Linked DNA regions of Homo sapiens: regions 1 and 3 are each linked to region 2. The links are chromatin loops, found by intact Hi-C in ENCODE. Cell type or tissue: PC-9. All regions are shown on one strand. Region 1 has its middle 28 kb from the start of PDIA4. Region 2 holds the start of LOC124901768 (a long non-coding RNA gene). Region 3 has its middle 24 kb from the start of ZNF786.

The links. Hi-C counts contacts between places; a loop is a spot of excess contacts. Peaks named below come from ENCODE experiments on the same cell type or tissue, not always from the same donor. Only the 100,000 strongest peaks of a DNase experiment are listed, where the experiment ranks them.
Region 1: a loop joins it to region 2, with 9 times the contacts of the local background. A loop is called at or near these places in 2 of 110 quality-filtered maps.
Region 3: it touches region 2 in a loop (7-fold over the local background); 2 of 110 quality-filtered maps call a loop at or near these places.

What each region holds. Positions count from the first base shown.
Region 1 is chr7:149,055,383-149,057,882 of GRCh38, reverse strand. No RefSeq gene overlaps it. Among named protein-coding and RNA genes, the nearest start is that of PDIA4, 28 kb to the right of the region's middle. In PC-9, no CTCF peak of the experiment used is centred here; a DNase peak (open chromatin) is centred at 1,082; H3K27ac peaks cover 1,591 bases.
Region 2 is chr7:148,965,730-148,968,229 of GRCh38, reverse strand. It overlaps LOC124901768 (a long non-coding RNA gene), which reads right to left and starts at 1,196. Exons shown (of 2, transcript XR_007060580.1): 1 at 1,068-1,196. RefSeq lists an enhancer at 1,103-1,152. In PC-9, CTCF peaks have their summits at 1,065 and 1,267 (motif pointing right); DNase peaks (open chromatin) are centred at 1,359, 1,899 and 2,279; H3K4me3 peaks cover 1,611 bases; H3K27ac peaks cover 1,472 bases.
Region 3 is chr7:149,065,049-149,067,548 of GRCh38, reverse strand. No RefSeq gene overlaps it. Among named protein-coding and RNA genes, the nearest start is that of ZNF786, 24 kb to the left of the region's middle. RefSeq lists a silencer at 1,643-1,872 and an enhancer at 1,362-2,244. In PC-9, a CTCF peak has its summit at 1,548 (motif pointing right); DNase peaks (open chromatin) are centred at 1,568 and 2,278; H3K4me3 peaks cover 1,061 bases; H3K27ac peaks cover 991 bases.

The sequences.
Region 1 (2,500 bases), 90 kb before region 2:
TTTTTTTTTTTGAGATGGAGTCTCGCTCTGTCGCCCAGGCTGGAGTGCAGTGGCGCGATCTCGGCTCACTGCAAGCTCTGCCTCCCGGGTTCACACCATTCTCCTGCCTCAGCCTCCCAAGTAGCTGGGACTACAGTCGCCCGCCACCACGCCTGGCTAATTTTTTGTATTTTTAGTAGAGACATAGTTTCACCATGTTAGCCAGGATGGTCTCGATCTCCTGACCTTGTGATCCACCCGCCTCAGCCTCCCAAAGTGCTGGGATTACAGGCATGAGCCACTGCGCCCGGCCGACACTCAGTTTTAACCATCACAAATCCACCCCTTGTCAACTTGAATCAATACACATCTCCTGAGATCATATATAATCTTCAAATAAAGATAATAATAGGGTCATAATTATGCCTAACATAATATAACTATCCTTCGTACAACCGGAAACGCACCAATCCCCAACCCAAATACTATGACATAAAGTTAACAATACTTAAATGCTGATGTGAAGTCAATAAATCTAAATGTCATGTGATACAGAAGAAAGGAAATAACATGTTTTTTGTTGTTGTTTTTTTTTTTTTGAGACGGAGTTTTGCTCTTGTCGCCCAGGCTGGAGTGCAATAACACGATCTCAGCTCACTGCAATCTCTGCCGCCTGGGTTCGAGCAATCCTCCCAGCCTCCTGAGTAGCTGGGATTACAGGCGTGCACCACCACGCCCAGCTAATTTTTTTATTTTTTTGTAGAGATGGGGTTTCGCCATGTTGGCCAGGCTGGTCTTGAACTCCTGACCTCAGGTGATCCACCTGCCTCGGCCTCCCAAAGTGTTGGGATTACAGTCGTGAGCCACCACGCCTGGCCTAACATGAAGATATTTTCTTAAGTAGAAGTGTATAAATGCACAAACACGTTTTTAACAAAAGGAGGAAATACTCATGAAAATTACAGTCCTCCTTTTTGCAGCTGGTCATGCGGTCATAGCTGGTATTAATGACTACCTTCTTCACTACCCGTTCTGTGTTCCCTTTATCTTCAGCAAGCACCTCAGCAGGTTGTGGTATTTTCCTGGTGGAGTGACCCAAACCTTCATTCCTGAAGGGTCTGGGTCACTTGTAGTCCTTCCTGGATTGTGCTGTTGTAGTTTCCGGTAGACCTTAATCACAGGGCATGGTAGTATCACATGGTAATACTAAGAGACACCCCAGGCTGGGCGTGGTGGCTCACGCCTGTAATGACACCCTAGGCCGAGGCAGGTGGATCACGAGGTCAGGAGATCGAGGCCATCCTGGCTAACATGGTGAAACCCCGTCTCTACTAAAAATACAAGAAAATTAGCCAGGCGTGGTGGCGGATGCCTGTAGTCCCAGCTATGTGGGAGGCTGAGGCAGGAGAATGGCGTGAACCCGGGAGGCGGAGCTTGCAGTGAGCCGAGATAGCATCACTGTGCTCCAGCCTGGGTGACGGGGCGAGACTCCGTCTCAAGAAGAAAAAAAAAGAGACACCCTAATGGATCTCCTCTATTCCATGCATACTCTTCCTTACCTCCGCTGTGGAGTAGTAGACTGATTTCATCTTGATAGTGCGGGTCAGTCACCCCAGCCCACACTGTAACTCCCTTCTTAGCCTGTTGATTTAAAGGTAGGAGGAGCCCAAAGTGTCCAGGTGGCAATCTTAACTTCCAGTTTAATGGAATCGTGTCTCCTGGTGGCAGCATTCCTCCCTCTGGAACTAAGACCTCTAGGCCAGCAGAACATAATGTCACAGGAACAGGAAGCAAAAATTTTGCTAGTGGATTACTAGGGGTGATGGTGAGTGGTGCCACTTCCACTTCAACCCCTTGATTCCTGGATCCGTGAATTCTGGCTATGGGAGAAACGGTACCATATATTGGACGCTGATTCAGAGCATACATGGTCTTGTGGAGAACTTTACCCCAGCCCTGCAGAGTATTGTCACCTAGTTGGAGTTGTAATTGTGACTTCAATTACAGTGAAGGCCATTCCACCATTCTATCAATCCAGCTGCTTCAGGATGATGGGCAACATGGTTAAGACCAGTGAATTCCATGAACATGAGCCCACTGTTACACTTCTTCTTTCTTTCTTTCTTTTTTTTTTTTTTTTTTGAGATGGAGTCTCGCTCTGTCACCTAGGCTGGAGTGCAGTGGCACGATCTTGGCTCACTGCAAGCTCTGCCTCCCGGGTTCACGCCATTCTGCCTCAGCCTCCCGAGTAGCTAGGACTACAGGCGCCCGCCACCACGCCCGGCTAATTTTTTGTATTTTTAGTAGAGACGGGGTTTCACCCTGTTGGCTAGGATGGTCTGGATCTCCTGACCTCGTAATCCACCCACCTCGGCCTCCCAAAGTGCTGGGATTACAGGCATGAGCCACCGCGCCCGGCCGCCCACTGTTACACTTCTTTAGCCCTAAAGTGAGTGCCTTGGTCAGAGGCAATGCTGTGTGGAATACCATGCATTCCGTGAGTCCACAGATGGTAGTCTTG
Region 2 (2,500 bases):
GTTGCGCGGATCAGGAGATCAGGAGATCAAGACCATCCTGGCTAACACGGTGAAACCGCATCTCTACTAAAAATACAAAAAATTAGCCGGGCTTGGTGGCGGGCGCCTGTAGTCCCAGCTACTCGGGAGGCTGAGGCGGGAGAATGGCATGAAAAAAACAAAGCTCATTTTAACGTCTTAGCCATTTTAAGTGTACCGTACATTCAGTGTTAAGTGCATTCACATTGTACATAATCAATCTCCAGAATGTTTTCATCTTGCAAAAACTGAAACTCCATACTCAAAAATAACAACTTCCCATTCTAAGCTCCTCTCCCCCACAATCCAGCTCCATGGTCACCACCATTCTGCTCCCTGTGTGTATGAATTTGAGAACTCTAGTATTCTAATGTGGAAACACACCACAGCTGGTTTATCCATTCATCCATAGAGGAGCATTTGGGGTTTCCACCCTGTGGCTGTTGTGGATACTGGTGCTAGGAACATCAGTGTAACAAATGTCTGCTCGATTATTCTCTTACTTTGAAAAAACTTTCAAAAAACTAGTTTGAGCCCAATAGGCCTGATTTGCTCTAACGCTGGGTCCTGGATCGCTGGTTGTTGGATCTGAATCATACTGCAGTTTGCTTTCTCCAGACTGGGTAAGGAGCCACTCTTGTTCTCCCTGCAGCCCACTTTTCTGTCACAGGTATTGATATTGATCAATATCTTGCATCCCGGCGGGGCGCAGTGGCTCACGCCTGTAATCCCAGCACTTTGGGAGGCCGAGGTGGGCGGATCACCTGAGGTTAGGAGTTCCAGACCAGCCTGGCCAACATGGTGAAACTCCGTCTCTACTTAAAATACAAAAATTAGCCGGGCTTGGTGGCGCACGTGCCTGTAATCCCACACACTAGGGAAGCCGAGGCAGAATTGCTTGAACTTGGGAGGCGGAGGTTGCAGTGAGCTGAGATGGCGCCACTGCACTCCAGCCTAGGCAACACAGCAAGACATATATATATATGTCTTGCTATATATATAAAAAACCCCTACGTGTCTTTGCCTCTCTGTGCGCCCCCCACACTTACCCTGATGCTTCTTATGTGAGGAGCGGGAACACCGGGCTTTCTTTTGTTCTCCTGCGTGAAGGCTCCCAGGGAGCCTCACCTTCTCTGGGACTTGCCTGGAGCCTCTGCGAGAGGCGAGTATCGGCACCACCAGGCCAGCCCCGAGCAGCATCTCCCATGGGCTGTCCAGGTTCGAGCCAGCGCTTGTCACCCTGTCTGCGTCCTGCAGGGGGCGCCAGAGGCCCAGCGGTCGTTCGGCCCTGTCAGCTGGTTGACACCGAGGGCCAGGATTGCGCTCGTTTTTAAGTATAATATTTTAGGAACGCCGTGACCCCACCCACCTTGGCTGACTGACTTGTGAGATATGACCAAAAACAATGAATCGACATGGAGAAATTGGAACGCTTGCACTCTGCTGGTGGGAACAGAAAATGGTGCAGCCGCTGTGGAAAACAGTCTGGCAGTTCCTCAAAAAATTAAAAATAGCATTGCCGGCTGGGCGCGGTGGCTCACGCCTGTAATGCCAGCACTTTGGGAGGTCGAGGTGGGCGGATCACGAGGTCAGGAGATTGAGACCATCCTGGCTAACACGGTGAAACCCCGTTTTTACTAAAAATACAAAAAATCAGCCAGGCGTGGTGGCGGGCGCCTGTAGTCCCAGCTACTCGGGAGGCTGAGGCAGGAGAATGGCGTGAACCCGGGAGGCGGAGCTTGCAGTGAGCCGAGATCGTGCCACTGCACTCCAGCCTGGGCGACAGAGCAAGACTCCGTCTCAAACAAACAAAAAATTAGCATTACCTTATTTATGATTCACCAATTCCACTTCTGGGTGTGAACCCGAAAGAATCTGGCCGGGCACGGTGGCTCAAGCCTGTAGTCTCAGTGCTTTGGGAGACTGAGGTGGGAACATAGCTTGAGCTCAGGAGTTCGAGACCAGCCTGGGCAACATAGTGAGACCCCCGTGTCTGCAAATAATTTTAAAACTTGGCTGGGCACGGTGGCTCATGCCTGTAATCCCAGCACTTTGGGAGGCCGAAGCGGGTGGATCACTTGAGGTCAGGATTTCGAGACCAGCCTGGCCAACATGGTGAAACCTCAAATCTACTAAAAATACAAAAATTAGCTGGGCATGGTGGCACATGCCTGTAGTTCCAGCTACTTCGGAGGCTGAGACAAGAGAATCACTTGAACCTGGGAGGCGGAGGTTGCAGTGAGCCATGATAGCACCGTTGCATTCTAGTCTGGGTGACAGAGCAAGACCTTGTCTCAAAAAAAAAAAAAAAAAAAAAAAGAAAAAAGAAAAAAAGACTTGAAAGCAGGGACTAGAAGGGAAGATATGTGTACACCTGTGTTCATAGCAGCATAGTTCACAATTAGCCATAAGGTAGAAGCAACCAAGTACCCATCGAGGGACATGAATGAGTAAACGCAATGTGGTATGTACAGTCATCTAC
Region 3 (2,500 bases), 99 kb before region 2:
CTACTCGGGAGGCTGAGGCGGGAGAATCGCTTGAACCCGGGAGGCGGAGGTTGCAGTGAGCCGAGATCGTGCCATTGCACTCCAGCCTGGGCAACGAGCGAAACTCGGTCTCAAAAACAAAAACAGAAAAACAGAATAAGTGTTTGGATGAGCCAGCCAAGGCGGGTTTTTTTTTTTTTTTTTAAGAAGGAGTCTCCCTCTGTCGCCCAGGCTGGAGAGCAGTGGCGCTATCTTGGCTCACTGCAACCTCCACCTCCTGGGTTCAAGCAATTCTGCCTCAGCCTCCCAAGTAGCTGGGATTACAGGTATGCGCCACCATGCCTGGCTAATTTTTTGTATTTTTAGTAGAGACGGGGGTTTCACCAGGATGGCCAGGCTGGTCTCGAACTCCTGATCTCGTGATCTGCCCACCTTGGCCTCCCAAAGTGCTGGGATTATAGGTGTGAGCCACTGCACCCGGCCCGCGGTTGGTTTTATGGACAGAAAAAGCTTGGGAAAAGCAGAAACAGAAAACTAAAAGTGGGTTGGTTGTTTCAAAGTTACTTTTTTCTTCTAAAGGTTAAAGCAGAGGGGGTGTCTTCTGGCCGGGCACGGTGGCTCACACTTGTAATCCCAGCACTTTGGGAGGCCGAGGCAGGTGGATTACCTGAGGTCAGGAGTTCAAGACCAGCCTGGCCAACATGGTGAAACCCCCGTCTCTACTAAAAATACAAGAATTAGCCGGGCGTGGTGACACACCCCTGTAATCCCAGTTACTTGGGAGGCTGAGGCAGGAGAAGTGCTTGAGCCCGGGAAGCAGAGGTTGCAGTGAGCCAAGATTGTGCCACTTCACTCCAGCCTGGCCGACAGAGTGAGACTCTGTCTCAAAAAAAAAAAAAAAAAAAAAAAGCAGAGGGGTCTTCCTTATGCTGGCCTGTTTGGTGATGTGGCACTTTTGCATGAGTAACTCCATCTTGGTGTGGTCTCTTGGAGCCTAGTGCTGGAGCTGAGTCCGAACCAATGGACTCCTATTATTTTATTTAATAACAGTTTCTTTTTTCTTTTTTTTTTTTTTTGAGACGGAATCTTGCTCTGTTGCTCAGGCTGGAGTGCAGTGGTGCGATCTCGGCTCACTGCAATCTTCACCTCCTGGGTTCAAGTGATTCTCCCGCCTCAGCCACCCGAGTAGCTGGGACTACAGGCGCGTGCCACCACGCCCGGCTAATTTTTGTATTTTTAGTAGAGACGGGGTTTCACCATGTTGGCCAGGCTGGTCTCAAACTCCTGACCTCAGGTGATCCGCCCGCCTCAGCCTCCTAAAGTGCTGGGATTATAGGCATGAGCCACCGCGCCCGGCCGATAACACAGTTTCATTGTGAAGACAGGCGGCTTGTAGTAGCAAAAATTGAAACCGAAAATGGCGACGTTACACATTCTCCAAATCCCTACTAATTTACATACCTATCAATTTCAGAGGCAATCTCGTGTAACCCTAAAGGAGGTTATCTCTGGAGAGCTTGGAGCAGCTCCAATTCAAGTTCAGAGATCCAGGGAGCCCAGAATGCACAGCGCCGCGGGGGTGCCTCCCGCCAGAAGGCGGCGCTGTGGGATCCCAGCCCGAGCCGTGTCCAGGCACAGGAAAGGCAGAGCGTTCTCAGCATGCCCTGCCTGTGCCCTGGGCAACGGCCGCCGCCGAGCGAGATCCCGGGGTCGCGCAGGGTGGGGCTGGGGCTGAAGGGCGCAGGCCCCGCGTACGGGGGCCGCCCCTGCTTTTCCTCCGCGAGACCAGAGCTTAGACTACGGCAGGACTAGTCCCTGGGGTTCCCCTTCGGGTGTCAGACCCTCTCTGGGCGGTCGCGGGAGGGCTCGGGCTCGCAGGATCTGCAGGTGTTGGGGCTGGGGCAGTGGGGAGTGGTCCGTGGGCCCAAGAGGACGAAGCGGAGTCGGGCGGTTCCGGCTGGGAGGAGGCGCCTCCCCGGGGCTGCCCTGACCTAGTAAAATCTGTGGGGAAGCCCTGGCCGGGGAGCCTTCCCCCAGCTCGCTCCCTGGGGCCTGGACAAAAGGCCGGGAAGGAAACGCAGCCCTGGGCTCTGCGGTCTTTGGAACAGAGACTGCGACTTTTCATCTTCGTTTCCCACCTAGTGTGGGGCCCCCGTGGGTGCTGTACAAATGCTGTGGAATCAAAGAATCAGTGGAGGAGTCCCGCACGCACCCATTGATTTTACTCAGTCCAGAGTTTCCGGAGAGTGCCTGCTTCCCTAAGCGCAGCTTGTGGGCGGAGACTCTGCTGGATGAGGTGCAGATTGGGAGAAAGAACAGGAAATTACGGGTGAGAAAAGAAAAGGATTCCCATAAAGGGCACATGTGAAAGTACAATGCTGAATTGCAATATTAGGCACTTCCATTTTCTTTTTATTTATTTATTTAAGACGGAGTCTCGCTCTGTCACCCAGGCTGGAGTGCAGTGGTGCCATGTCAGCCGACTGCAACCTCCGCCTCCCGGGTTCAAGCGATTCTCGTG